Regions from separate parts of the Homo sapiens genome. Here region 2 is linked to region 1. The links are chromatin loops, found by intact Hi-C in ENCODE. Cell type or tissue: breast epithelium. All regions are shown on one strand. Links, peaks and the distances in the headings refer to the core of each region. The heading gives the core; the rest is flanking DNA.

The links. A loop is a pair of places that touch in the nucleus more often than their neighbours do. Peaks named below come from ENCODE experiments on the same cell type or tissue, not always from the same donor. Only the 100,000 strongest peaks of a DNase experiment are listed, where the experiment ranks them.
Region 2: a loop joins it to region 1, with 19 times the contacts of the local background. A loop is called at or near these places in 19 of 110 quality-filtered maps.

What each region holds. Positions count from the first base shown.
Region 1 is chr12:21,681,461-21,697,459 of GRCh38, reverse strand. The region is part of intron 1 of KCNJ8-AS1 (KCNJ8 antisense RNA 1); the gene reads right to left. Among named protein-coding and RNA genes, the nearest start is that of KCNJ8-AS1, 27 kb to the right of the region's middle. In breast epithelium, for the core only: no CTCF peak of the experiment used is centred there; a DNase peak (open chromatin) is centred at 9,429.
Region 2 is chr12:21,619,237-21,635,235 of GRCh38, reverse strand. No RefSeq gene overlaps it. Among named protein-coding and RNA genes, the nearest start is that of GYS2, 22 kb to the right of the region's middle. In breast epithelium, for the core only: no CTCF peak of the experiment used is centred there; no DNase peak of the experiment used is centred there.

The DNA.
Region 1 (15,999 bases), core at 5,065-13,064:
TTCTATTACACCCAAGCTTCTATCACACACTAAGCAATGTGATCTCACATTACACAGCATACTAAACTCTCTATATAGGAAATCAAACTTTCTTACGTTGCACACACACACACACCATTTGTTTGTTTCTGCTTTCAAGTCTTTATGCTTTCTTTTATTTTCACTTGTATTGCCTATCATATTATCCTCTTCAACTACCCAGGTCCTTGCCAAACGTAAAAATTCACTGACTTGAAAATGCCTCAAAGGTTATCTATATATTACTTTTTAGGGTTTGCTTTCTATATGTCAGACACTGTTTCAATCATTTTATGCACATATTAGTATTTCCAAATTCTCAAAAAAACTTTGGAGAATTATTATTCCTATTTAAGCGTGGAGAAAACTTGGCTCAGAGCAATGAATAACTCATCTAAGTCTGCACTGGGAGTGAGTGGAGAAACCAAGTTTTGAAGCAAGGTCAGTCTAATTTAAAGGTTAAACTCATTCCTTCCTTGCTCATCATTCTAACAGGGCTTTAGTACACACACATATATGATGTAAGAACAATACATATATGTTCTTACATCCCTTTCCTGTGCAATATGATCCATTCCTCTCAAGAAAGTATGAATGACATTTCCTTTAGCAACTCCAGAGAACCCTCATTAGCTAATGAAGTGGTCTCTTGGTTAACAGTGTGGATTTCAAAATCAGAAAGCATTCTACCACTAGCAACTTTACAGTATTGCAAAAGTACTAGGCTTCAGATCTTCAGTTTTGCCCCTTTGAAATACTAATAAACCTTTTTGAAAATTAGGTGAGATAATCCATGAAAAGAGCTTAACTAGCATCATGCCTGTGACATGTTAAGCACTCAATAAAAGTTGGCGTTTATTATTTCAGTCTCTTTTATATACTGGATATTCAATGCAGATTGATGATTAACTGTTTTCAGCGATATGAAAAGGCCTTTATGAAAGGAAAAGAGCTCTTCAGAATATTGGATGACTCTGAATGGTGACTCTAGAATAACAGGGCAAGACTCTATATGGGCTGTAGAATCAATCATATGAGAGATCTGGGTAGAACATCTTCACATATTGGAAAATGTAGGGGACACCACGCTCCTGGGGTTTCTAGGCTGGCAGTGAACACATGGAAAATTCTAAATGTGAAAATGACAGCTTTGTCAGTTTGCTCCTCGAGGCCTGCCAAAGACTGCCACAGTCCCTGTCCATCTCTAGTAAATCACAGTAACTAATTCAGCTCCTACACCAAATTTGGCTTCTTCTATGACTTTTCCTAACATAAAAACACACAAAAAAGAATAGCAGCACAAAAACCACATAAGTCCCAGAAATCATTTCCAGATGAAATTTTATATGTTCTGCTTTCTAGTTTTGGCAAGTCATTGAAAAGTAAAATAGCAACCACTGTGAGAGAATTCTTATATTTCTGGAAAATGATGTTCCAATGTTATTTTTAAGGAAAGGAATGTTTATCCTTCGTTCCGAGGAATGATAAAAATGTTCCCAAATTACCCTTTAAAAAGGCAGTGATTTTACAAAATATATATATATACACACACACACACATTAATTCCTCACTTTATATCTTAAATAGGTTCTTTGAACCTATTGCTTGTTAAACAAAAGTTTAAACAAAACGACATATAACAAAACCAATTTTACCACCAGCTACTTGATATAAATAAGATTCAGTTCCTACAACAAATTTCTGGTCACAAAAACATCACCAGACTTCTAAATAAAGAGCCAAAGCACTTCTAATATTAAACATAGAAAAATATTTGAACTATATATACATTTTTTAACTATTAATATACTCAAGCAGGATAATTATCTACCCATTTATTCCAGCTCGGGGTTGTAGGTGGGTGAGTCTGTCTCAGCAGTTCAGGGCACCAGTCAGAAACCCACCCTGGATAGGCCGCCATCCCATCACAGGGCACACTCAGGCACACACACTCACACTCACTCAGACAGGGGCCATTTAGACATGCTAATTCACTGAATGTGCGTATCTTTGGGATGTGGGAGGAAATTTGAGTACCCAGAGAAAACCCATGCAGACATGGGGAGAATACTCAAGGTTCACACGACAGTGGCCGTAGGAAGAAGCGATATTTTTTCTCATCAATGCGATGAGAAAACAAGGTTGAATGAAACATTATTCACTTACCTGGTGCTTGAGTGTGTGGTATGTGTGTGTATGTGTCTATCTCCAAAGATAATATTATTTATTAAACCACTGTCCCACTCCCGTGAGCACTGATGTCCTAAGAATCCCACCCCTGCTATTGATACGGAAGTGGGGAAGGGAAGTGCTGGGAAGGGAAGTGCTGGTGTGGGCCCTTTAAATGATACGGAAATAGGGAAGGGCGTGGTCCCTGACTAGGACTCCACCACCTGCCTTGTGACCAGGGACCTAGGTGAGGACAGGCATTTTTGTTTTCCTGCCCAAATGTTGCATTTTTCAAGACCACCCTGGCGTGCCACTCCCCCATCCTATGCCTATGAAAACCCCCAACACCCTAACAGGCAGACACACAAACGGCTGGACATCGAGAGGAGCACATCACTGGAGGAACACGCAGGTGGCTGGACATTGAGAGGAACGCACCGACAAGCACCAGCAGGCCAACAAGCCACCAACCGACTGGCAGACTGACACGGAGTTTGGCTGGGGCAGTCGGAGGAGAGCGCCCAGGCCATCCAGCAGCCCAACTCCAGAGGAAAACCATCTTCCTTCTGGCTCCCTCATCTGCTGAGAGCTACTTCCACTCAGTAAAACCTTGCACTCATTCTTCAAGCCCACGTGTGAACCGATTCTTCAGGCACACCAAGGCAAGAACCCGGGATACAGAAAGGCCTCTGTCCTTGCCACGAGGCAGAGTGTCTAATTGAGCTGATTAACACAAGCTGCCTATAGACAGCAAAACTAAGAGCCCCCAGTAGCACACACTCACTGGGGCTTCAGGAGCTGTAAAAATTCACCCCTAGACACTGCCATGGGGTCGAAGCCCCACATCCTGCCCATCTGTATGCTCCCCCAGAGATGTGAGCAGCGAAACACTGAAGAAGCTAGCCACTCCCTCTCTCGCATGCCCTGCGAAGGGGACAAGGGAACTTTTCCAGTTTCACTATGACCATGGCAAAAGCTACATACCTCAAGACTGCCCATTGAGATTAGAAAACAATACAAAATCCTGACCCTTAATCCAGCTGTCTTACTTCTAGGAATCAACCCAAAGATACATTAGTAAAAACAGAAATATACCTGCTTAATACTGGTTTTTTTTTCTTTGCAACTTTTATTTTAGGTTCGGGGGGGTACGTGTGCAGGTTTGTTACATGGCTAAATTGTGTGTCATGGGATTTCTTAGTCACCCAGATAATAAGCATAGGACTTGATAGGTAGTTTTTTGGTCCTCACCCTCCTCCTACCCTCCACCACCAAGTAGGTCTTGGTGTCTATGGTTCTCTTCTTTGCGTCCATGTGTACTCAGTGTTTATCTCCCAGGTGAGAGAATATGCAGTATTTACTTTTCTGCTCCTGCATTAATTTGCTTAGGATAATGGCCTCCAACTCCATCGTGTTACTGTAAAGGGCATGATTTCCTTCTTTTTATGGCTACATAGTATTCCATGGTATATACATACCACATTTTCTCTATCCAGTCCATCATTGATGGGCATTTAGGCTGGTTTCACATCTTTGCTATTGTAAATAGTGCTACGATGAACACATGCGTGTATGTGTCTTTATGGTAGTTTGGGTATATACCTAGTAACGGGATTGCTGGGTTGAATGGTAGTTCTGTTTTAAGTCCTGTGAAAAATCTCCAAACTGACTTCCACAGAGGATGAACTAATTTACATTCCTACCAGCGGTGTGTAAGTGCTCCCTTTTCTCCACAACCTCACATGCATCGGTTATTTTTTGACCTTTTAATAATAGCCATTCCGATTGGTGTGAGATAGTATCTCATTATGGTTTTGGTTTGCGTTTTTCTAACGATTAGTAATGTTGAGCTTCTTTTCATGTGTTTGTTGGCTACATGTATGTCTTCTTTTGAGAAGTGTCTTCATATCCTTTGTCCATTTTTTAATGGGGTTGTTTGGTTTTTGCTTGTTAATTTGTCTAAGTTCCTTATAGATTATGTATATTAGACCTTTGTTGGGTGCATAGTTTGCAAATATTTTCCCCCATTATGTATGTAGGTTTTCTGTTTACTCTGTTAATAGTTTCTTTCAACTATGCAGAAGCTCTTTAGTTTAATTAGGTACCATTTGTCGAGTTTTATTGTTGCTGCAATTGCTTTTGAAGTCTTCATCATGAAATCTTTGCCAGGGCCTATGTCCAGAATGGGATTTCCTAGGGTTTCTTCTAAAATTTTTATAGTTTTGGGTTTTACATGGAAGTCTTTAATTCATCTTGAGTTGATTTTTGTATATGGTGAAAGTAAGGGGTCCAGTTTAAATCTTCTGCATATGGCAAGCCAGTTATCCCAGCCCCATTTATTAAATAAGGAGTTCTTTCCCCATTGCTTGTTTTTTGTCAATTTTGTTGAAGATCAGATAGTTGTACATGTGTGGTTTTACTTCTGGGTTCTCTAACCTGTTCCCTTAGTCGATGTGTCTGTTTTTGTACCAGCACTATGCTGTTTTGGCTACAATAGCCTTGTAGTATAGTTTGAAATTGGGTATTAAAGTGCCTCTAGCTTTGCTTTTTTGCTTAGGGTTGCCATGGCTATTCAGGCTTTTTTTTTTTTTTTTTTGGTTCTACATGAATTTTAGAATACTTTTTTCTAATTCTGTGAAAAAATATCATTGAGGTAGTTTGATAAGAATAGCATTGAATCTGCACATTGCTTTGGGCAGCGTGGCCAATCTAACAATACTAATTCTTCCTATCCATGAACATGGAATATTTTTCCATTTGTTAGTGTCACCCCTAATTTCTTCCAGCAGTGTTTTTTAATTCTCATTGTAGAGATTGTTCACCTTCCTGGTTAGCTGTATTTCTATATATGTTATTATTTTTTTGGCTACTGTGAATAGGAATAAGTTTTTTTATTTGGCTCTCAGCTTGGATGTTCCTGGCGTATAGGAGTGCTAGCGATTTTCGTGCATTGATTTTGTATCCTGAAACTTTGCTGAAGTTGTTTATCAGATCTGGGAGTTTTGGGGAAGAGACTATGGGATTTTCTAGGTATAGAATCATATCATCTGCAAAGATAGTTTGACCTCCTTTCTTCCTATTTGGATGCCTTTTATTTCTTTCTCTTCCCTGGTTGCTCTGGTTCTCAAGGGGAATACTTCCAGCTTTTGCCCATTCAGTATGATGTTGACTGTGAGTTTGTCATAGATGGCTCTTACTGTTTTGAGGTACATTCCTTCAACGCCTAGTTTGTTGTGCATTTTTAACATGAAGAGATGTTGAATTTTATTGAAAGCCTTTTTGTGTCTATTGAGATGATTGTGTAGTTTTTGCTTTTAGTTATTTTCATATAATGAATCATACTTATTGATTTGTGTGTGTTGAACCAATCTTTCACATCAATAAAGCCTAGTTAATCATGGTGGATTAGCTTTCTGATATGCTGCTGGATTTGCTTTTCTAGTATTTTGTTGAGGGTTGTTGCACCTATGGTAATCAGAGATATTGGCCTGAAGTTTTACTTTGTGGTTGTTGGGTGTTTGGCAGGTTTTGCTATCAGAATGATACCAGCCTCATAGAATGAGTTAGAGAGGAGTTTGTCATCCTCAATTTTTAAAAACAGTTTCAGTAGGATTGGTACCAGCTCTTCTTTATACACCTGGTAGAATACAGCTGTGAGTCCATCTACTTCAGGACTTTTTCTTAGTAGGCTTTTATTACTGATTCAATTTTGGAACTCATTTTTGTTTTGTTCAAAGTTTCAATTTCTTCCTCGTCCAATCTTTACCAGGTTGTATATTTCCAGGAATGTATTCATTTCTTCTAGGTTTCCTAGTTGGTTTGCACAGAGGTGTTCATAATAGTCTCTGAATGATACTGTGTTCCATTTCTGTGGGGTCAATGATAATCATTTTTGATTGTGTTTATTTGGATTGTCTCTTTTTTCTTTATTAGTCTAACTAGTGGTTTATCAATCTTAATTATTCTTTCAAAGAACCAATTTTTTGTTTCATTGATTTTTTTTTTTTGAGACAGATCTCAGTCTGTCACCCAGGCTAGAGTGCAGTGGCATGATCTTGGCTCACTGCATCCTCCACCTACTGGCCTCAAGCGATCCTCCCATCTCACCCTCCTGAGTAGCTGGGACTATGGACATGTGCCACCACACTCAGCTAATTTTTATATTTTTAGTAGAAACAGAGTTTCTCCATGTTGCCCAGACAGGTCTTAAACTTCTGGGCTCAAGTTATCCACCCACCTCTGCCTCACAAAGTGCAGGGGTTACAGATGTGAACCACTATGCCTGGCCTTGTATGGCTTTTTGCATCTCAGTTTGATTCAGTTCAGCTCAGATTTTGGGTATTTGTTTTTTTCTGCTAGCTTTGAGGTTGGTTTGCTCTTGTTTTTCTAGTTCTTCTTGGTGTGATGTTAGGTTGTCAGTTTGAGATCTTTCTAACTTTTTGATGTGGTGATTTAGCACTGTAAACTTCCCTTTTTGCACTGTTTTAGCTGTGTTCCAGATATTCTGGTATGTTGTATGTTTGTTTTCATTCGTTTTAAAGAATCTGATTTCTGCCTTAATTTCACTGTTTAAAAGAATTTCTTGATTTCTGCCTTAATTTCATTGTTTATCCAAGTCATTCAGGAGTAGGTTGTTTAATCTCCACATAATTGTATAGTTCTGAGAGACCCTCTTAATATTGATTCTTATTTTTATTGTGCTGTGGTTCAAGAGTGTGGTTGATATGTTTTTGGTTTCTTTGAATTTGTCAAGAATTGTTTTATGGCTAAGCATATACTTAATTTTAGAGCATGTGCCATGTGCAGATGAGAAGAATGTATATTCAGTTGTTGCTGGGTGGAATGTTCTATAAATGCCCATTAGGCCCATCTGGTAAAGTATCGTGTTTAGGTCCTGAATATCTTTGTCAGTTTTCTGCTTTGATGATCTGTCTAACACTGTCAGTGGGGTGTTGAAGTCTCCCGCTATTATTGTGTTGTTATCTAAGTCTCTTTGTAGGTCTTGAAGAACTTGTTTTATCAATCTGGGTGCTCCTGCGTTGGTGCATATATATTTAGAATAGTTAAGTCTTTTGTTAAATTGAACCTTTATCATTATGCAATGTCCCTCTTTGGTTCTTTTTTGATTATTGGTCTGAAGTCTGTTTTGTCTGAAATTAGAAAAGCAACCCCTGATCTTTTTCATTTTCCATTTGCTTGGTAAATTTTTTTACATCTCTTTACTTTGAGCCTATGGGTGTCATTGCATGTAAGATGGATCTCTTGAAGACAGTGTACAGATGAGTCTTGCTTCTTTACCCAACTTGCCATTCTGTGTTTTTGTAAGTGGAGTGTTTATTTTCCATTCAAGGTTAATATTGTTATGAGCAGATTTGATCATATCATACTGTTGTTAGCTAGTTGTTATGCAGGCTTGTGTGGTTGCTTTATAGGGTCAATGGTCTATGTACTTAAGTGTGTTTTTGTGGTGGCCAGTAACAGTCTTTTGTTTCCATGTTTAGCATTCCTTTAAGGACCTCTTGTAAGGCAAGTCTGGTGGTAATTAATTCCCTTAGCATTTGCTTTTCTGAAGAGGATTTTGTTTCTTTCACTTACGAAGCTTAGTTTGACTGGATATAAAATTCTTGGTTGGAATTTCTTTTCTTTAAGAATGCTGCATATAGGCCTCCAATCTCTTCTGGCTTGTGGGTTTCTGCTAAAAGGTCCACTGTTAGCTGGATGGGGTTGCCTTTGCAGGTGACCTGCCCCTTATCTCTAGCTGCCTTTAATATTTTTTCCTTTGCATTGACCTTGGAGAATCTAATGAGTATGTATGTGTCTTGGGGATGGTCATCTTGTATATAGTGTCTCACAGGGGTTCTCTGAATTTCCTGAAATTGAATGTCAACCTCTCTAGTGAGGTTAGGGACATTTTGTGGAAATGTTGTGGACAATATGTTCAAATATGTTTTCCAAGTTGTTTGCTCTCTTTCCCTCTCTTTCAAGGACACCAATGAGTCATAGCCTTGGTCTGTTCACATAATCCCATATTTCTTGGAGGTTTTATTGTTTTTTGTTCTTTTTTATTTATTTTTGCCTAAGTTGATTAGAAGAACCAGTCTTCATGGTTCATGCCTGTAATCCCAGCACTTTGGGAGGCAGAGGCGGGCAGATCACAAGGTCAGGAGATCGAGAACATCCTGGCTAACACGGTGAAACCCCGTCTGTACTAAAAAAAAATACAAAAAATTAGCTGGGTGTTGTGGTGGGTGCCTGTAGTCCCAGCTACAAGGGAGGCTGAGGCAGAAGAATGGCGTGAACTGTGGAGGTGGAGATTGCAGTGAGCGGAGATGCGCCACTGCACTCCAGCCTGGGTAACAAAGCGAGACTCTGTCAAAAAAAAAAAAAAAAAGATTGTTTTCCTTAGCTTGGTCTATTCTGTTGTTAATACTTATGATTGTATTATGACATTCTTACAGTGTGTTTTTCAGCTCTAGCAGATCAGTTTCTTTCTTAAAATAGCTATTGCATCTTTCAATTCTTGTGTTATTTTATTGGATTCCTTAGATTTCTTGGGTTGGGTTTCAACTTTTTCCTGAATCTAGATGATCTTCATTACTATCCAGATTATGAATTCTATCTCTGTCATTTCAGCCATGGCAGTCTGGTTAAGAACCATTGCTGGGAAGCCAGTGTAATCATTTGGAGATAAGAAGACACTCTGGCTTTCTGAGTTGCTAGAGTTCTTGTGCTGGTTCTTTCTCATCTATGCAGGCTGATGTTCCTTTAACCTTTAAAGTTGGTAAACTTTGGATGGAGCTTTTTGCTTTTATATTTTCTGAAGACCTTGAAGTTTTGACTGCGGTATAAGTTGAGTTCAGTCAGCCGGCTTCATTTCTGAATGATTTCAGATGGCCAACGCTCAGCTCAGCAACTGTGGGCTGCATGCTAACCCTGGGGGGCTGGTAGCAGGCCCACAGCTTTGTTCTCTGTCCACTTGAGGTTAAGCACCTGCTATGCAGGACGGGCTGAAGTGCTCTGGTCTGCTGACAACACTCTGATGGGGGGTGCCAGCAAAAGCACATCATCAGGGTGGTGGCAGCAGAGTATGCATGCACTGCCAGCAGCATCAGCATGATGGGGTATACATGTGCTCACAAGGGTGGGGAGATAGCATCCTTTCATGAGTGCTCACAAAGGTGGCTGCAATGAGGCAGTGTCCACACATGCCAGAGGGAGCGGGGCAGCAGCAGGAGGTCCACACACACATGCCAGTGACAACTGAGCAGTGAAGTCTGTGCATGTGCACACTGCCAAAGGGGTGAGGGAAGGTTGTAGGTGGGTGTGCACCAGCAAGGCCCATCTGCTGAAGCTCCCTGATTGTTAGGTGGGGTCTGCCGGTGAAGTAGCTATGGCAGCTGCCACCAGGAAGCACCCTAGTTGGGCATCCAAGGCTGTGCTGCAAATGGGCACGGCCAGGCAGGCATGCTGGGAGAGACTGGGAGGCAAGGGAGTGCACAGATCATACTAGCCCCATCCCATGGGCAAAACCGTGCCACTCTGTCCAGGTATGACAGGAAACAAAGGCCAAAGCCACCTAGGGGAGTGTAGTGAGCCTTGGGGATGAATGCCCCTGGCCGTGCTCCACTGCCTCTATTCCTATGCCAACCCCCCTTGGCTCTGCACAGGCTGGAATACTGTCCCTGCCACCTCTCCAAGTAGCTCTCCTATCAGCTCAAGTTTCTGTGGGGGTCATAAGAGTCTCCTGAAGCTAGGAGTCTGGAGGTCCATGGCAAGAGTCGGCCACTGCTTACCTATTTAACTTATCTCTTCCCCCAGGAACTGCAGAGGGCCAGGAGCAAGCCTTGGTGTTTCACTGCCCTGGGCAAGGTTTCCAGCTTCCTCCCGCTTCAGCCCAGGGTCTGCGTCTTCCTTCCTTCCTTCCACTCTCTTAATGTCTTCCCTTCAAATATCTGCTCAGAGTGTGCTGGTAGTCCCTCTATGGGAGATGCTCTTCCTGGCTGCATCTAGTCAACTATCTTAGGTCTTCTCCAAGATTCTTCAATGAATCATTATTTATAATATTAAAATACTAGAAAGAGTCAAATGTCCATCAAGAGGGGACTGGACTGATTAAATAATGTATCCTTACACAATGGAATACTCTGAAGATGTGAAAAAGGCATAAGCCATATCTCTATAAATCTATTAATTACGTAGGATATATTATGGAGTAAAAACAAAGTAATGAAAAACTTGTACACTATGCTACCATTATCTGAAAACAGAGTATGTGTTTGTGTCTAGATATATTTTTAAAAAATCAATGGAATGCTAAATTACAAAGTTTTTTTTTTTTTTTTTTTTGAGACAGAGCCTTGCTCTGTCACCAAGCTGGAGTGCAGTGGCGCGATCTCGGCTCACTGCAACTTCCGCCTCCCAAGTTCAGGCAATTCTCCTGCCTCAGCCTCCTGAGTAGCTGGGACTACAGGCACGTGCCACCATGCCCAGCTAATTTTTGTATTTTTAGTAGAGACAGGGTTTCACCATGTTGGCCAGGATGGTCTTGATCTCTTGACCTCGTGATCCACCCCACTCAGCCTCCCAAAGTGCTGGGATTACAGCTGTGAGCCACCGCACCTGGCCAGTGAATGCTTTAAATGTTTTATACATACATAAATATTATATATTAGTTATATGAATAGGTACAAGTAATTTTCGAACACAGTAATCTTTTCTGAACATCCTTAATGACAAATAGTCTAAAGACAAATAAAACCTGAAAAAACACATTAACTATTCTCTGTAATTCTTATTGTTGATGGTAGTGGTGATATTGTCATTCTGAGACCATTGAGTGTGTCATATAGGATAAAGCAAATATATTTGTGTCATTAACAAATAGGAATTTCAACATGAGAAAAAGTAGCTACAAACATAAGGTTAATTAAGTAAAATTAAAGTTCTGTCTTCCTGAATATTAATTGAAAATACTGGTGTGAACCTATGATGAATTTTACCCTAAAACACAAATTATTTCAAGGGTTCCTTAACTCTGTCCTCAGCAAAGGCCTAGAACTAATGAGTAGTACTAGAACTACTACTAACCTAGTAGTAATGAGTACTTTAGTGCCCATGTTGTGGTCTCTAAAGATGATTTTCCACTATATGGAAAGTGGGGTTCCTGGAGAAAGGACTGATTCCAAAGCTAGAGCAAGAAATTTACAAAATAAACTTGAACTATCTTGTTGAATCAGAAAAGAAGGAATGCCAAGATCATGCCAAAGGACTCACTGGCCAACCTGAAGAGATTCCCACTGCCCTGAAATTAGACAATTAGAGCATCAATAGAACAATAAATACAATCACATCACATGTATTAAACCTATGGTTTATAATAATATTCAAACAAACAAGCAAACTCATTGGCCAACTTTGGAGGATAATATGCAACAAAGTCATTATTTTGAAAACGAGTACGTAAAGGGAAAAAAATCAAATTTTATCCTGCTTTTTCTATATAAATTATACTTTAAGGTAACTAAATGACTAATGAGGATAGGTTTCTCTGTATAGAAATACAGAAATATTCCAGCTAATAAAACAGAAAGGAATGATAGAATTTTTTTGTAAACTATAATGAATTAATGGATTTAGGTAATGATTAATAAGGGCTTCTAAAATCACAAATAAGAAAACTAACCAGGCAAGATATACCTTTCTATGGAAGTGCAAAAAATCTATCAAGTATGCTTGACAAAATAATAATAATAAACTTATTATTATTATTCCAAATCGACTCTAAATCTAACTACCAATTTACTGAAATTACAGAAATATATAAAATGACACCATAGAGATGCAATCAGCAAAATTCAGTTTCTACAACAAATAAATTGCAAGAGTGGGAAAAAAGTAATGGAGAGAAGCCCTATAGATTAAAAAATATTTGAGAAACATAGTAACCAGTGGCAATGTTGTATGAAGCTTATTTCTAATGTGATGCAAAACAAAAACACACTGAAAATAAATTACGAGACAACTGGGAAAATTTGAACACTGACAATACTTGATGATATTTAAAAATTATTGTTAATATTTTAACAATATTAATGCTAAGTGTAATAATGAAATTGTAGTTATATTAAGAATTCCTAGTCAGGCGCGGTGGCTCACACCTGTAATCCCAGCACTTTGGGAGTCTGAGGCAGGCAGACAGCTTGAGCTCAGGAGTTCAAGACCAGCCTGGGCAACATGGTGAAACCCTATCTCTGCTGAAAATACAAAAATTAACCGGGTGTGGTGGTATATGCCTGTAATCCCAGCTACTTGGGAGCTGAGGCAGGAGACTCGTTTGAACCCAAGAGGTGGGGTTTACAGTGAGCCGCAAGATGGTTCCACTGCACTCCAGCCTGGGCACTGGGAAACAGAGTGAGACTCCGTCAAAAAAAAAAGAATTCCTATCTTTCAATGATACTAACATATTTACAAATAAAACTATGTCTTTATTTTGCTATTAAATGACCTAGTATGTTGGAGGAAAGTAAATAAAGGCAGAAAGGAAAAAGGTAACTGGAACTGGTGATGTATATATTGGAAGTAGTTACATAACTCTATTTTGGTGTACATTTGAAAATTTCCATAATAAAAAGGACAAATAACATTGAAATCTTTACTATTAGCCTACAAGGACCTGTATAACCTGGTCCATGCCCACCCTCCTCATCTCATCACTCTTCCCTTGCTCATTCTGTACCAGTGACTTTGACAGCCTTTCTGTTCTATGAATATGCCAAGCTCTTTGTCTAGAGAAATATGTAAAGAAATAATAACAGAATTTTCCAAAAATTTTGAAAGACATCAAACAAAGATACAAGAAGTGAAAGGAGGCAGTAATTATTTGCCACTTTTCAATTAATTCTAATATCCTTAGCTTGTTAAGGCACTCCATTCTGTGAAGACCTTCCACTCCAAACCCAACCTAAATCTGCAGTTGACCACCTGGGTGGACTTCAATGGAGAATAATCTCCTCAATCCCATCCTGACTGACTGGGTTTTGCATCATCTGTGTGACCCCAGAGACCAGCATTAGCAAGCCTCAAGTTAGAAGTTTTTAGCAAATGTAGGTTCTGTGATGCCTTTGAGCTAAGGTGCACTAGATGATAGGGGAGTAATAGTTGTTTCTTATTTAATTTGATGTGGAAATAAGAATGGAATGAAATGGCTATCAATACAATTTCAGAAGTCTTCTAAAGGCACTGTCTTCCTTGATGGTTCTTATTGCAAGGCAACTGATCTGAAGTAGACTGAAGAGGGAGGCTGGCTTTAGAAACAGAGACTAAAAAGTGGGGACACTGGGCCAGGTGCAGTGGCTTATGCCTGTAATCCCAGCACTTTGGGAGGCCAAGGCAGGCTGATCATGAAGTCAGGAGTTCAAAACCAGCCTGGCCAGCATGGTGAAACCCCATCTCTACTAAAAATACAAAAAATTAGGCTGGCATTGTGGTACACGCCTGTAGTCCCAGCTAGTTGGGAGGCTAAGGCAGGAGAATTGCTTGAACCCAGCAGGCAGTGGTTGCAGTGAGCCAAGATTGTGCCACTGCACTCCAGCCTGGGTGACAGAGCATCTCAAAAAAAAAAAAAAAAAAAAAAAAAAAAGTGGGGACATCTGAGTTACTTAAGAGTGAAGAATCAAGAGAACTTAAGTGAAGTACAAAAGAACAACAAAACAAAACAAAAATAAGAATAGGAAACAGAGAAGAAAATGACTGCAAACTAGATTCTTTAATCCCCAAAGATTCATTTATAGGAACACAAAACAAATTTTACTTTTGTGTTCAGGGCCAGCCATAAAGATCCGTCCTTAAAGAGAGTGAGACGAAGGGCACATTGCAACAGAAAGGTGGATGCATACAGAGTTATATAATTTTGCAGCCATTCCACACACCTTGGCAAGGGCCGATGGTTTCAAAATCCAAGAATAGCTCCACATGTGATCTCTGACTGATTGGGAAGAGGAATATGCCTGGCATGGCAAGAGAAGAGCACTCCCAAAAATGATGAGCAAGAAAATCATTTTCTCTGCTAGAAATAGGTCAGAGAACTTTCCAGTGATGAGATCTGGAGATTCAGAAATCAATGGTGGTCACTATTTTGCTGCTTTTTAAAAGGCAGAGGGCTGTTAATACCATTCATCTCATTTATTCAAACAAACACATTATTTGAAAATACATTGTTTTCCAAGCCCTGTACTAGACACAGAGAATACACTACTGGGCAAAAGAGGAATGGATTCTGAGGACAGGTAGAGTATCCCTTCTTTCTCTATCAGTAAGTCAGTTCTCCAGACCTATTTACTGAGAGGCCAGACAAAGGATTTTTCTAGGCTCACCTTTCTTAGCTGCCTCTTCTAACAATCCCTGTGAAGTAGAGTTTAAAGTTGACTGAGTCCATAAGAGATTAATGTACAGTAATTAAGGATGTAAAACAATGTTCTCCAATGGCCAGAATTCTTTACTCTGCAGAATTTATGATATATGGCAATGAAAATAACTAAAACCTTCAAAAATTTAGTACTCAAAACAGGACAAAAGAGCTAGATGAAACTTGTCTGCTTTACCACCACTACTATAGTCACTTTAATCCCAAGATAGGTAACTCAAGATTGGCTTCAGCTGTTTTGTCTAGGCTGAAGGGCAATTTATATTATGAAAAAAAAATGACAGTATCAAAGAATAAGTTCAGTTGTCTGCTTTATTCCATAAATATAAATTAAGCCATTAAAAGTAAGTTAGCTCCTAGAAAATGAGCAGCTTTTTGTCTGTGAAAACTGGTATCAAAATTAAAGAAACAGGAAAAAACAGCCCCACTTAACAAAAAAAGATACAATATCCAAGAACCATTAAATGCTCAGATTATGAGTAGATACTTTTCATCCAGAATTGATGACCAAGCATGGGTCAGGCTAGTCAAATACTCCTGAGGTTCCCAGAACATATCTGGGAGCAGAATATCCCAGGTAAGTGTGAAAGCAATGTGCCAACAAAGACTTTCGTTCCTCAAATGCCCCAGCACTTTAATGTTGAATTGTGATTTTTTTCTACTCTCAGCTTTGGCCTTGTTTTTGTGCCTGTACCTGCTTCAGACAGATCTTCACAAATAGTGCCTTTGGTCAGTTAACCATAGGTGGTATGAGGTCTAGATTGCGCAAAACTAACAAGAACTTGAAGACAACTATCTTATAAAACTGAAATCAAAGGGCTTAAAGGACATTCAGTTTGTTGATAAAGTAGATATCACCTTGTAGAAACTCAAAAGGCCATATATAAGGAACATGAATAAACATTTTTATTTATTTATTATTTTTGTTTTTTGAGATAAAGTCTCACTTACTCTGTCACCCAGGCTGGAGTACAGTGGCTCAACTCACTACAACCTCCGCCTCCCCAATTCAAGCGATTCTCCTGTCTCAGCCTCCCAGGTAGCTGGGATTACAGGCACCCGCCACCACACCTGGCTAATTTTTTTTTTTTTTTTTTGAGACGGGGTTTCACTCTGTCGTCCGGACTGGAGTGCAGTGGTATGATCTCGGCTCACTGAAACCTCTGCCTCCCAGGTTCAAGCAATTCTCCTGCCTCAGGCCTCCCAAGTAGCAGGGACTAAAGACGTATGCCACTATGCCCAGCTAATTTTTGTATTTTTAGTAGAGAAGGGGTTTCACCATGGTGGCCAGGTTGATCTTAAACCCCTGACTTCAAGTGATTTGCCCACCTTGGCCTCCCAAAGTGCTGGGATTTAGGTGTGAACCACCGACCATGCCTGGCCTGATTTGT
Region 2 (15,999 bases), core at 2,746-10,745, 60 kb after region 1:
TACACTCCTCCCTCTGGATGAGACAAAAATTCTTTTTTGCAACAGGTGCCACGGTTTGTTGTTGTTGTCCTGAGAATATGATTATCTTTTTAAGGTTATAACTGAAGAAGTTGTAACGGATGTCAATGTATATGACATTTACAAAGGAAGCCCGTTTTAAAAGGAAGAACCCCTAAAATGGAAACTTTGTTAGAATTCTATTTAATAATGAAGGAAAATGAAAGTTTGGTCTGGATTATTCAGATTGAGTCTACTTGGAGATAGCATAACATGTGAATTTACAGGGAAACTTAGGTAGACTTCCTTTAACAAAGAGTTCCAAATTTACATGTCATATGTAGGGGTCAATTTAGGTAGTGTTTAAAACATGAGTTTTGGTGTCATATAAACCTGGACTTGAGTGCTGGCCTTATCGTTGATTAACTGTGATCTTAGTCAAGTTAACTACTTAATCACTCCTAATTCTCATTTTCCTCACCTATAAAACAGTGATGATAACAACACCTCTTCAATATGGGTTGTTTAAATGAGAAAATTATGTAAAACTCTTAGCACATAGCTTGGTCATCATGGTAGCTAACATTTAAGTAGTGCTTACTGTTCCAAGTGCTTCATAGATGTTAACTTAGCTAAATCATCCCAACTATCCTATAAGGTAGTGTTTCTTCACCTCAACACTATTGACCTTTTGGGTTGAATGTTTCTATGTAGTGGGGGCTGAACTGCGCATTGTAGGCTGTTTAGCAGCATCTACCCAACCAATGCCAGTCACACACCGCTGCCGACAAGGTGTAGCCAAACATGTCTGCAGACCTTGCCAAATATCCCCTGGGAAGGGGTGAGGAGAATCACCCTTGATTGAGAACCACTGCTCTAAAGTATGTATCCTCATTTTACAGATGAGGAAACTGAGACATAAAGAGGCACACAGGTAATAGCCACCAAATAACAGAATCAGGATTCAACCTAGGCAATTAGCTTTAAAATCCTTTCTCTTTGCTGGGCGCAGTGGCTCATGCCTGTAATCCCAGCACTTTGGGAGGCAGAGGTGGGTGGATCAAGAGGTCAAGAGATCGAGACCATCCTGGCCAACATGTGAAACCCCATCTCTAATAGAATTACAAAAATGAGCTGGGCGTGGGGGCATGCCCCTGTAGTCCCAGCTACTCGGGAGGCTAAGGAGAATCTCTCGAACCCAGGAGACAAAGGTTGCAGTGAGCTGAGATTGCACCATTGCACTCCAGCCTGGCAACAGAGCGAGACCCCGTCTTGGGGGGAAAAAAATCCTTTCTCTTAAGCACAGTGTACTATAATGCAGAAAAACTTACTGTCAAATTTTTGTATCTTCTTAGAATAATATTGAAATTTTTTAATGCTCCAGCATATTATGAGGGTGCTATTATTTCTATATTACAGAATGGGAGATGGATACAGTTATTAAATTCCTTTTTTATATCATATTTCCAAAGTTACTGTCTAGATGTAAGGAGGAGGGTTAATTTAATATATGCTTCTATTTCATTGTTTCAGTTTCTACGTGAATGTTGAATTTGCAATAAGCCAATAGTTTCCAACCTTGAATTTCATGGATCAGTTTAGAATTATTTAAACTGTTTAAAAGGGGGAATAGACGTGTGTAGGTTAAGAAGCACAAACACAACTTTGCCAACTTTTCATTTTGCCAAATAAGCACATGGAGAAAAAACTACCATTTTCTACTATCATACAAAAGAAAAGACATTTTAATGCCAAAATAATGGGAAGACCACAGTCTCAAATGTATCAGCTATCTTGGACCATGGACAGAAATGCAGAACCTTGGGATGGCAGAGCCAAGAGCTGGAAGAAGGCTGGGCTTTCAGTTTGCATGCAGCTGCCTGTACCAGCTATTGACTGCCTGCCTCCTAATTGCTTTTTATATTAGGAGGAAATAAACTGCTATCACTGTTATTTTAGGTATCTGTCTCAGCTAACCAATTAATTCTAAATGATATACTCCCAACTATATGGCACAGTACCTGTTAGATAACTTTTTATCTAATTGAGGGCATGTACTTGAACGATAAATAACAAAATAAGATGCTATAAAATCAAGAAAAAAAAGACTTGAATCCTCACACATTCAGTTGGAACACTTGTATTTTCTTACCGTCTGGGGAAACGTGAAAAATGGAATTAATAACATTCCTTAGGAATAGAGCAGACGCCTAGTAACACCTGGCTAGTCAATACATGGATCCAGATATTCCATGGGTCAATATCCAAAATGCAAAAACGATGTACTGAATGAGACAGACACTGATAGTTTATCCATGAAGGTACTTTGATCTCATATGATTTTAGAAGCGGAAGTGACTTTTGTCCAAGTTATTTTACAGAAGAGAAATTGATACCCAAGTACTTTTGTGGATCTATTGCTGAGTATTCCTGCAAAGTGGCTAAAACAAAGAAAGGTGGAATTTAGTGGTGCAACTAGCTGAAAAGCTTAGGAATGGAACTGACATTAACCAACACCGTATTCAAGGATAAAACAATCGATGTCATCAGAAGTATGCAGTTTTTCTCCAACTCTAACTTTTTTCCTCTGTACATTTATTTAATTCTCAGGTTCTATATAGTAGCAACTTGTCTATAGCAATTCCAGAATTGTATCTTCTCTTGTTCAGATCTAATAGAATACTGTCCTCTGCTTTCCTAGAAACTCCAGAAAATATCTCACTGCATCTTACTGGCTCTGACTGAATAAGATGTACATCATTGAACCTATGTCAATGGCCTGAGCAATGCATTGCTCTCATTGATAGATGACTTGTTTTTTCTGGAGCCAATGCCCATGAATTGAGAGTGGTGGAAGGGATGAAACCCACAAGAAAGTAAAGGCATTTCCAGACATTGAAGGGGAAATAGAAGTGGGTGATTTTTAAAGACAGATAGATAGATAGATAGATAGATAGATAGATAGATAGATAGATGTCATCTCTCATGGCTGAGCTGGAACTGGAATTCTCAAATCCTGACACCAAATCAGTAGTCTTTTCTACGACCTGTTTTACTCCCTGGCATCAGTGTCTTCCAACAGCTATATAATAAACGCCTCCAGTTGTATCTGAGTTCTGACACAGTGAAGTGTTTTTAGGTGTAATGTGGACCTTTCAAGGGAAAATCTCTATCTTTTCCATTCTAGTATCTGGCTCAACCTGATTCCTGTTATTATTGGAGCTCCCACATAGAAATACTAGTCATTGCATTAGAAAACTGAGAGATGAATAGAAAGCAGGAATTCTTATCCCATTTTGGAACAAAGAGGTCTCTATGAGTAAAATTAAGCAGACAATTATTAGAGGAAGCCATAACACATTAAATTAGCCAGTAAACAAATGCTTATTGAATATCTGTTTGGTATAAGTAACTCTTCTAGTTGTTATGGTGGGAAGACAGCAGACATAGTCCAGGTCTTCACAGCAACAAAACATATTAATGTCACTATAATTTGGATATTCATCTCCACCCAAATCTAATGCTGAAATATAATCTCTAATGTTAGAGGTGGGGCCTGCTGGGAGGTGATTGGATCACAGGGTCAGATCCCTTATGAATAGCTTGGGCCATCCCCTTGGTGATAAGTGAGCTTTCACTCTGAGTTCATATGAGATCTGGCGATTTGAAAGTGTGTGGCACTTCCCCCTGCCAGTCTCTGTCTTGCTCCTTCTCTGGCCATGTGACATGCCTCCTTCCTCATTGCCTTCCAACACGATTATAAGCTTCCTGAGGCCTCCCCAGAAGCTGAGCAGATGCCAACACCATGCTTCCTGTAAAGCCTGCAGAACTGTGAGCCAATTAAACCTCTTTTCTTTATACATTACCTTTATAATGTATATAAAGGTATTTCTTTACAGCAATGCAAGAATGACCTACTACACATGTGTACCAACATGGCATTTATACGTCTAGTATAGGAGGCAGAGTGCTATACTTGTGTTCAAATGTTACATTTCTAATGTCATAGCTCTTTTTCTCCAAATCCAAGTGATCAGAGTGTCAGATTCTTTACTTTAAAATGTAATAAGTAAGGATATAAATGAGATAATATGTAGAAAATGTCTTTATAAGTTGTCAAGCCCTACACACATACGTTATCATCATAAAAACAATATGGTAGTAAAATTCAAAGTGCCTAAGTTTTCTGAAAAGTCAGTCTTTGTGAACTGACAGATATTTCATGGAGACAATTTAGAAGACAGGATTTAAGTGAAAATGATTATAAATAACCCAAATTCATGACTAGAAAAAAATGTAATATACACATCCATACCCTAAACCAGGACAAATCTAAATAGATCAAGGATTTACATGCAGAAAAAAACCTGTATAAATTCTAAAAGAAAATATGTACATTTTTGTCATTACCTCGATGTTATGAGGAGCTTTTTTCTCCATATCTAGAGCCATTAAAGAAAGGATTGGTTCAATTTAACCACTGAAAAAGAGAACTTCTTACCTGAAAACATAACACAAGCAAAGTCAACGGATGACAACAACTTGGAGAAAAAACATCAACTTATATTTCAGGCTAAGGTGAGCCTCCCTGTTGTATAAAGAATTCTTAAATTCTTAAATTTATCATTATTATTATTTAATCTGAAGAGAGTTTCACTCTGTCACCCAGGCTGGAGTGCAGTGGCTCGATTCATAACGCACTGAAGCCTCAACTTCAGGGCTCAAGTTATTCTCCCACTTTACCCTCCCAAGTTGCTGGGACCACAGGTGTGTGCCACTATGCCCAGCTAATTTTACTTTTGTAGAGATAAGGTCTTGTTATGTTGCCCAGGCTGCTCTCAAACTCCTGGGTTCAAGCCATCCTCCCTCCTCAGTCTCCCAAAGTGCTGGGATTATAGGCATGAGCCACTGTGACTGGCCTTGATTTATTTATTTATTTGAGACAGAGTCTCACTCTGTCACCCAGGTTAGAGTGCCATGAATGTCATGATCTCAGCTCACTGCAACCTCTGTCTCCCAGGTTCAAGCAATTCTCCTGTCTCAGCCTCCCGAGTAGCTGGGCTTACAAGCTGTACCAACACACCCAGCTAATATCTGTATTTTTAGTAGACATGGGGTTTCACCATGTTGGCCAGGTGGGTCTCAAACTCCTGGCCTCAAGTGATCTGCCCACCTCGGCCTCCCAAAGTGCTGGGATTATAGGCATCAGCCACCGCACCTGGCCCCAGCCTTGATTTTTTAAATGTCACAGAAAAAAAAAAAAATCAGAGAGATAAATAGACATTCATTGAATATGAAGCAAATTGTTATTAAATATATAAAAGATTCTTAAATGTGAAAAATCCTTAACTCCATTTATAAGAAGTGAAAATTAAAAGGATATACTGATATACCATTTTTCACCAAAGAGAATAGGAAAAATATATATATGTTTGATAATGCACTCCATTGTGGGGTAATAGAACTCATATATTTCTGGAAAGAGCATAAATTGGTCTAACCCTCATGGATGGGAATTTTGCCACGTCTATCAAAATGAAAAGGTACGTGCCTTTTGACTCAGAAATTCCATTTTTGAGAATTAATCCTACCACTAGCACAAGAACAACTTGATGTATGTTCTACTTTAGTCAGACCACATTGCTTACAACAGCAAAAGACAGTAAACAATGGAAATGTCTATCCACAGAAGACTGTTAAAAAGTATACTTATTCATTTAATAGCATGCTACTCCATTGTATAAAAGAATGAGCATGCTCTCCACATATCATTACAGAAAGATGTATTGGCCCATGAAAAGAGCAGCATGCAGAAAAATGGAGGGAGAAAAATTATATACTTTATATTTTATTGTATAAACAACAAGAAACGATAAGACAGCAAAAAAGTCTGGGGACTTTTTTAGAGTTAAGGGGGTGGTGGTTGGTGGGAGGAAGCATGGTAAAACCTAAGCAGATGCAAGAGAACATTTTAGGATATACTTTTTATAATTTATGGCTTTTGGATCCGCTGAACAAATTGTTCATTAAACTTTTTATAAAAATAAATGTCAGAAATTCCATTCAAAGTCAAAAATTGTAGCAAGGACCTTGAAATCTTCAGAAATTCTGGTAGATTAATTTTGTCACCTTGTTTCTTTGTTTTTTTCATCTTTCTACACTGTGGAAAAATAACAACCACAACTTTATTCTTTTATGAAATGTCCTTTACAAGCACTCTTAATGTTCTGGTGATGATTTTTTTCCCCCAAAGTTCCTGACTAGATCACAAAGTAAAGAAACCCATGCTGATCAGGTCATTAGATTATAAGATCTATTTACTGTTGTTTGTACAAGTTAGAGTTCACAAAGCTTCTTCAAGATCAAGTAATTTTCCCTTTGGAAAGTTTGAGATTCTATTAAATGTTACACTATATAAGACATTTTCATTGTGTAACACATAATAAGTGTTAGTTGTAGTAAATAATTCTGTTTCCCATTAAAAGCCCTTGGAACAGGCTCTTTCTGACTAGATATTGTGTTTCAGGATAATTTGAGTCTAGCATTGAGACATAGGTTTCTTGATTTCTAAACTATATACTTGAAACCCATAGAAGTTAGTGATGGAAGGGCCATCATTCTCTTTAAATGATCTATATTAATTTATCTATGCCCGTAGAATAAAAGACAGATTTCACAATGTCAAAACCAATAAATTTAGCTGAGTAATATGGAGGAAAAACAAAATCTTGCATCCCTAGAAGATAGATTTAATTAAATCTATTTTTAAATAGCCAATAAATTTTATTACTAGGGATCAGAGAAGAACAAACATAAAGGTGATAAGATTATTCTGAGATGAATATAGTTTGGGGTAAAAGCAACATTCTAATAAATGTAGAAAAGCCTAAGGTGTAGAAGGGTTGCATAATACAGAAATTTTTTCTCCTGAAAGAAAAAATAAACAATCAGAAGGTGATGAAAATTCATTTCCCAAGCTATGTCTTGTTTGTTCTATTGACATTGTATTTGGCTGCTCGCATCTCAAAACATTGATGGTTGCTGGGCATACCCTTGTAGCAGTGAGAAACTCCATGGCCACCTGGAAATTGTGACTCTCACCTGACACTAGGCAGCTGGTGCTTTCAAGTCATGCTGAAAACTTAATGGTCATTTCTAATCAGCTACGTAATTCTTAGAACAGTGCCCAGGATATTTTTAACAGTGACAAAAATAACACATATAGATTAGCCAAGGGCTTTGCAAGGAGATATTGCCAGCTGCTTACTTAAAATTTAAAAATTTATTACACTTTGTTTCTATCCCTAATATTAGTATGTGGTGGGGATGGGAGAGAAGGTTGCTAGCACCGTGCTTGACGCAAGCAGACTTTTAATAAATTGTATATTAACAGAACATATTTTGATATTAAAAAGTCAATATTAAACCTAAGTATTATATTTAGGTAATATCCATATAGACATATAAGAAGACTTTTTTACTGTATGTTAATTTTGAGTATGTTGTAAGCTCAATTGTGTATTTCTGGTTCCAAGATGGCCAAATAGGAACAGCTCCGGTCTGCAGCTCCCAGGGGGATCTACACAGAAGACGGGTGATTTCTGCATTTCCAATTGAGGTACCTGGTTCATCTCACTGGGACTGGTTGGACAGTGAGTGCGGCCAAAGAAGGGCGAGCCAAAGCAGGGCGGGGTGTCACCTCACCCGGGAAGTGCAAGGGGTCAGGGGATTTCCCTTCCCTAGCCTAGGTAAGCCGTGATAGACTGTACCAGGAAAATTGGGACACAGCCCCCTAAACACTGTGCTTTTCCAATGGTCTTAGCAAATGGCACACCAGGAGATTATATCCCATGCCTGGCTCAGCGGGTCCCATGCTCACAGAGCCTTGCTCACTGTTAGTTCAAGATCCAACGGCGAGGCAGCAAGCCTCCTGGGGGAGGGGCATCCGCCATTGCTGAGGCTTGGGTAGGTAAACAAAGCAGCCAGGAAGCTCGAACTGGGTGAAGCCCACCGCAGCTCAAGGAGGCTTGCCTGCCTCTGTAGACTCCACCACTGGGGTCAGGGCATAGCTGAACAAAAGGCAGCAGAAACTTCTGCAGACTTAAACATCCCTGTCTGACAGCTCTGAAGAGAGCAGTGGTTCTCCCAGTATGGTGTTTGAGCTCTGAGAACGGACAGACTGCCTCCTCAAGTGAGTCCCTGACCCCTGTGTAGCATAACTGGGAGACACCTCCCAGTAGGGGCCAACTGACACCTCATACAGCTAGATGCCCCTCTGAGATGAAGTTTTCAGAGGAAGGATCAGTCAGTAATATTTGCTGTTCTGCAGTATTTGCTGTTCTACAGCCCCCCCTGGTGATACCCAGACAAACAGGGTCTGGAGTGGATCTCCAGCAAACTCCAACAGACCTGCAACTGAGGGACCTGACTGTTAGAAGGAAAACTAACAAACAGAAAGGAATAGCATCAACAAAAAGGACATCCACACCAAAACCCCATCTGTAGGTCACCATCATCAAAGACCAAAGGTAGATAAAACCACAAAGATGGGGAGAAACCAGAGCAGAAAAGCTGAAAATTCTAAAAACCAGAGCACCCCTTCTCCTCCAAAGGCTCACAGCTCCTCGCCAGCAAAGGAACAAAGCTGGACAGAGAATGACATTGATGAGTTGACAGAAGTAGGCTTCAGAAAGTCAGTAATAACAAACTTCTCTGAGCTAAAGGAGAATGTTTGAACCCATCACAAGGAAGCTAAAAACCTTGAAAAAAGATTAGACGAAAGGCTACCTGGAATGAACAGTGTAGAGAAGCCCTTAAATGACTTGATGGAGCTGAAAACCATGGCAAGAGAACTACGTGACGCATGCACAAGCTTTGGTAACAGATTTGATCAAGTGGAAGAAAGGGTATCAGTGATTGAAGATCAAATTAATGAAATGAAGTGAGAAGAGCAGTTTAGAGAAAAAAGAGTAAAAAGAAACAAACAAAGCCTCCAAGAAATGTGGGACTATGTGACAAGACCAAATCTATGTTTGATTGGTGTACCTGAAAGTGACGGGGAGAGTGGAACCAAGCTGGAAAACACTCTTTAGGATATTATCCAGGAGAACTTCCCAACATAGCAAGGCAGGCCGACATTCAAATTCAGGAAATACAGAGAGCACCACAAAGATACTCCTCGAGAGGAGCATCCCCAAGACACATAATTATCAGATTCACCAAAGTTGAAATGAAGGAAAAAATGTTAAGGGTAACCAGAGAGAAAGTTCGGGTTACCCACAAAGGGAAACCCATCAGACTAACAGCGGATCTCTCGGCAGAAACTCTACAAGCCAGAAGAGAGCGGGGGCCCATATTCAACATTCTTAAAGAAAAGAATTTTCAATCCAGAATTTCATATCCAGCCAAACTAAGCTTCATAAGTGAAGGAGAAATAAAATACTTTACAGGCAAACAAATGCTGAGAGATTTTGTCACCACCAGGCCTGCCTTACAACAGCTCCTGAAGGAATCATTAAACATGGAAAGGAACAACCAATACCAGCCACTGCAAAAACATGCCAAATTGTAAAGACCATCAATGCTAGGAAGAAACTGCATCAACTAATGGGCAAAATAACCAGCTAACATCATAATGACAAGATCAAATTCACACATAACAATATTAACCTTAAATGTAAATGGGCTAAATGCTCCAATTAGAAGACACAGACTGGCAAATTGGATAAAGAGTCAAGACGCATCAGTGTGTGGTATTCAGGAGACCCATCTCACACGCAGAGACACACATAGGCTCAAAATAAAGGGATGGAGGAAGATGTACCAAGCAAATGGAAAGCAAAAAAAAGCAGAGGTTGCAATCCTAGTCTCTGATAAAACAGACTTTAAACCAATAAAGATCAAAAGAGACAAAGAAGGCCATTACATAATGGTAAAGGGATCAATTCAACAAGAAGACTAACTATCCTAAATATGTATGCACCCAATACAGGAGCATCCAGATTCATAAAGCAAGTCCTTAGAGACCTAAAAAGAGACTTAGATTCCCACACAATAATAATGGGAGACCTTAACATCCCACTGTCAATATTAGACAGATCAACGAGACAGAAGGTTAACAAAGATATCCAGGACTTGAACTCAGCTCTGCACCAAGCAGACCTAATAGACATCTACAGAACTCTCCACCCCAAATCAACAGAATATACATTCTTCTTAGCACCACATCACACTTATTCCAAAATTGACCACATATTTGGAAGTAAAGCTCTCCTCAGCAAATGTAAATGAACAGAAATTGTAACAAACTGTCTCTCAGACCACAGTGCAACCAAATTAGAACTCAGGATTAAGAAACTCACTCAAAACCACACAACTACATGGAAACTGAACAACCTGCTCCTGAATGACTACTGGGTAAATAATGAAATGAAGGCAGAAATAAAGATGTTCTTTGAAACCAATGAGAACAAAGACACAACGTACCAGAATCTCTGGGACACATTTAAAGCAGTGTGTAGAGGGAAATTTATAGCACTAAATGCCCACAAGAGAAAGCAGGAAAGATCTAAAATTGACACCCTAACATCACAATTGAAAGAACTAGAGAAGCAAGAGCAAACACATTCAAAAGCTAGCAGAAGGCAAGAAATAACTAAGATCAGAGCAGAACTGAAAGATACAGAGACATAAAAACCCTTGAAAAAATCAATGAATCCAGGAGCTGGTTTTTTGAAAAAATGAACAAAATTGATAGACTGCTAGCAAGACTAATAAAGAAGAAAAGAGAGAAGACTCAAATAGACGCAATAAAAAATGATACAGGGGATATCACCACCGATCCCACAGAAATACACACTACCATCAGAGAATACTATAAACACCTCTATGCATATAAACTCGAAAATCCAGAAGAAATGAATAAATTCCTGGACACATACAGCCTCCCAAGACTAAACCAGGAAGAAGTTGAATCGCTGAATAGAACAATAACAGGCTCTGAAATTGAGGCAATAATTAACAGCCTACCAACCAAAAAAAGTCCAGGACCAGACGGATTCACAGCCGAATTCTGCCAGAGGTACAAGGAGGAGCTGGTACCATTCCTTCTGAAACTATTCCAATCAATAGAAAAAGAGGGAATCCTCTCTAATTCATTTTATGAGGCCAGCATCATCCTGATACCAAAGCCTGGCAGCGACACAACAAAAAAAAGAGAGAGAGTGTTTTAGACCAACATCCCTGATGAACATCGATGCAAAAATCCTCAATAAAATACTGGCAAACTGAATCCAGCAGCATATCAAAAAGCTTATCCATCAAGATCAAGTTGGCTTCATCCCTGGGATGCGAGGCTAGTTCAACATACACAAATCAATAAACGTAGTCCATCACATAAACAGAACCAAAGACAAAAACCACATGATTGAATAGATGCAGAAAAGGCCTTCACCAAAATTCAACAGCCCTTCATACTAAAAACTCAATAAACCAGGTAGTGACAGAATGTATCTCAAAATAATAAGAGCTATTTGTGACAAACCCACAGCCAGTATCATACTGAATGGGCAAAAACTGGAAGCATTCCTTTGAAAACTGGCACAAGACAGGGATGCCCTCTCTCACCACTATTCAACATAGTGTTGGAAGTTCTGGCCGGGGCAATCAGGGAAGAGAAAGAAATAAAGTGTATTCAATCAGGAAAAGAGGAAGTCAAATTGTTCCTGTTTGCAGATGACAGGATTGTATATTTAGAAAACTCCATTGTCTCAGCCCCAAATCTCCTTAAGCTGATAAGCAACTTCAGCAAAGTCTCAGGATACAAAATCAATGTGCAAAAATCACAAGCATTCTTATACACCAATAACAGACAAACAGAGAGCCAAATCATGAGTGAACTCCCATTCACAATTGCTACAAAGAGAATAAAATACCTAGGAATCCAACTTACAAGGATGTGAAGGACCTCTTCAAGGAGAACTACAAACCACTGCTCAATGAAATAAAAGAGGACACAAACAATGGAAGAACATTCCATGCTCATGGGTAGGAAGAATCAATATCATGAAAATGGCCATACTGCCCAAGGTAATTTATAGATTCAATGCCATCCCCATCAAGCTACCAATGATTTTCTGCACAGAATTGGAAAAAACTGCTTTAAAGTTCATACGGAACCAAAAAAGGGCCTGCATTGCCAAGACAATCCTAAGCAAAAAGAACAAAGCTGGAGGCATCACGCTACCTGCCTTCAAACTATACTACAAGTCTGCAGTAACCAAACAGCATGGGACTGGTACCAGAACAGAGATATAGACCAATGGAACAAAACAGAGGCCTCAGAAATAACACCACACATCTACAACTATCTGATCTTTGACAAACCTGACAAAAACAAGAAACGGGGAAAGGATTCCCTATTTAATAAATGGTGCTGGGGGCCGGGCGCGGTGGCTCACGCCTGTAATCCCAGCACTTTGGGAGGCCGAGGCGGGCGGATCACGAGGTCAGGAGATCGAGACCATCCCGGCTAAAACGGTGAAACCCCGTCTCTACTAAAAATACAAAAAATTAGCCGGGCGTAGTGGCGGGCGCCTGTAGTCCCAGCTACTTGGGAGGCTGAGGCAGGAGAATGGCGTGAACCCGGGAGGCGGAGCTTGCAGTGAGCCGAGATCCCGCCACTGCACTCCAGCCTGGGTGACAGAGCGAGACTCCGTCTCAAAAAAAAAAAAAAAAAAAAAAAAAAAATGGTGCTGGGAAAACTGGCTAGCCATATGCAGAAAGCTGAAACGGGATCCCTTCCTTACATCTTAGACAAAAATTAATTCAAGATGGATTAAAGACTTACATGTTAGACCTAAAACCATAAAAACCCTAGAAGAAAACCTAGGCAATACCATTCAGGACATAGGCATGGGCAAGGACTTCATGAGTAAAACACCAAAAGCAATGGCAACAAAAGCCAAAATAGACAAATGGGATCTAATTAAACTAAAGAACTTCTGCCCAGCAAAAGAAACTACCATAAGAGTGAACAGGCAACCTACAGAATGGGAGAAAATTTTTGCAATCTACCCATCTGACAAAGGGCTAATATCCAGAATCTACAAAGAACTTAAACAAATTTACAAAAAAACAAACAAACAAACAAAAAACAAAAAAACAACTCTGTCAAAAGTGGGCAAAGGGTATGAACAGACACTTCTCAAAAGAAGACAATTATGCAGCCAACAGACGCATGAAAAAATGATCATCATCACTGGTCATCAGAGAAATGCAAAACCACAATGAGATATCATCTCACACCAGTTAGAATGGCAATCATTAAAAAGTCAGGAAACAACAGGTGCTGGAGAGGATGTGGAGAAATAGGAACACTCTTACACTGTTGTTGGGAGTGCAAACTAGTTCAACCATTGTGGAAGACAGTGTGGCAATTCCTCAAGGATCTAGAACTAGAAATACCATTTGATCCAGCGATCCCTTTACTGGGTATATACCCAAAGGATTATAAATCATGCTACTATAAAGACACATGCATATGTATGTTTATTGCGGCACTGCTCACAATAGCAAAGACTTAGAACTAACCCAAATGTCCATCAGTGATAGACTGGATTAAGAAAATGTGGCACATATACATTATGGACTACTCTGCAGCCATAAAAAAGGATGAGTTCATGTCCTTTGTAGCGACATGGATAAGCTGGAAACCATCATTCGGAGCAAAATATTGCAAGGACGGAAAACCAAACACCACATATTCTCACTTATAGGTGGGAATTGAACAATGACAACACTTGGACACAGGGTGGGGAACATCACACGCTGGGGCCTGTCATGGGGTTGAGGGATGGGGGAGGTATAGCATTAGGAGAAATACCTAATGTAAATGATGAGTTAACGGGTGCAGCAAACCAACATAGCACATGTATACATATTTAACAAACCTGCACATTGTGCACATGTACCCTAGAACTTAAAGTATAATTTAAAAAATAGTGTATTTATATATCACCTTAAAATTAAATGGCTTTTAGGCCAGGCGTGGTGCACACACCTGTAATCCCAGCACTTTGGGAGGCCAAGGCAGGTGAATTGCTTGAGCTCAGGAGTTCAAGACCATCCTCGGCAACATGGTGAAACCCTGTCTCTACAAAAAATACAAAAATTAGCTAGGTATGGTGGCACGTGCCTGTATTCCCAGCTACCTGGGAGGTGGAGGCGGGAGAATCACTTGAGTCTGGGAGGTCAAGGCTGCAGTTGAACCACTGCACTCAAGCCTGGGCAACAGAACAAGACCCTGTCTCAAAAAATAAATAAAATTAAATGACTTTTAAACACTTTCCTCAGGTGCCTCAAACTGAGTAACAAATAGTAAGATCATCTGAATTTTAGTAATAAAAATGCATTTGGACACCCAAAATTCTGTTTAAAAAAGCAGTATCTACTAAGCAGATAAAAGCAGTATCTACTAAGAAACTGATTTTATTGGTGAACATTGAGACTGGAATAAAATAAATAATATCTTGTTTCATGTGGACTAATAGAAAATTAGGAGCAAATTTTGAGGCTGATTTTTAAGGAATTTTAGCTAAATTCATATTCAGCTTCAACCTCATGCTTGGTTAAGTTTTATCCCTTTTTTTTTTTAACCTTACTTCAGAATTGTGCTATCATCTCACTAACCTGTGGATAGCTGTAAATAGTTTCAAATAATGTCTAAAAAAGGTGGACTCTAAGTAAATAAAACTACACAAAAGCGGCAGCAAGCAAAACCTGCAGACTTTTATTGAGTGTTGATGGCCAAACAGTGTGCTAGGGTCTGGAGCTCAAAGATGAAAACAACACAATTCCACTTTAGTCAGGCTGTGTAAAGAGGAGAAACAGATGCAAACACAGAAAATTACTATGAAATGAAGTATGACAAATGTAGTCATAAATATATATAGGGCATTCAAGGAGAATTAAGGAGAAATATCTAACACGACCTAGGAGGGTGGGAGCTTAAGAATCCTTGGCATGATGACACCTGATTGAGTCATTGAGGATGAGAGAGGAGTGGGGGACAATATCAGCACTGGAAGAGAAGCAAATCACAGCATGGTGTGGGGGCTGTGATGCCACTGGAGCATAACATTTTGGTTCTGAGGGTTAGATGATAAGGCTGGGTCAGGTGGCAAGGACCTACTTCCGCAGAGTCTATTTCAGAGGCAAAGTTGTGGTGCTGCAACGAAAGTTGTTTTGGCACCTCAAAAGCTGCAGTGAATGCTAACAACATTAGACTGCTTGAAAATCATGATTTTTCGGAATTATTAACTTTCCGAAAAATGGTCGACCTATAAACTCTTTTTTTTTTCTGAGACGGAGTCTCGCTCTGTCGCCCAGGCTGGAGTGCAGTGGCGCGATCTCGGCTCACTGCAAGCTCCGCCTCCGTGGTTCACGCCATTCTCCTGCCTCAGCCTCCCGAGTAGCTGGGACTACAGGCGCCTGCCACCACGCCTGGCTAATTTTTTGTAGTTTTAGTAGAGACGAGGTTTCACCGTGTTAGCCAGGATGGTCTCTATCTCCTGACCTCGTGATCTGCCCGCCTTCCAAAGTGCTGGGATTACAGGCGTGAGCCACCGCACCCGGCCTAGACCTAGTAAACTCTTAAACAAGACACATTAATTGAAAAATAGATTTCATTATAACACTTAATCTTGTCTCTCCTCTTCCTCAATTCCTTAACTTGAAAATTAACTGCTAATGATACTGTTATCTATGGAGATGCTTGACTCAAGATAGAAATGCATCAGCTCCAGAAGGAAGGGATTTCTCTTGGAAGGAAGAGATTGTCCTGACAAAATGTTTTCAGCCGTCTTACATGCTAGGGGGTGGATGCAAAGCACTGAATGTGTCTCTGCATTGTCCTTTTCCTTCTTCTCTTTTCCCTCCTTAATTCTTTCCAAATATTCTCTCTTTTCTCTTATAAGAAAACTCCATTATTTTTTAAACTGTGAC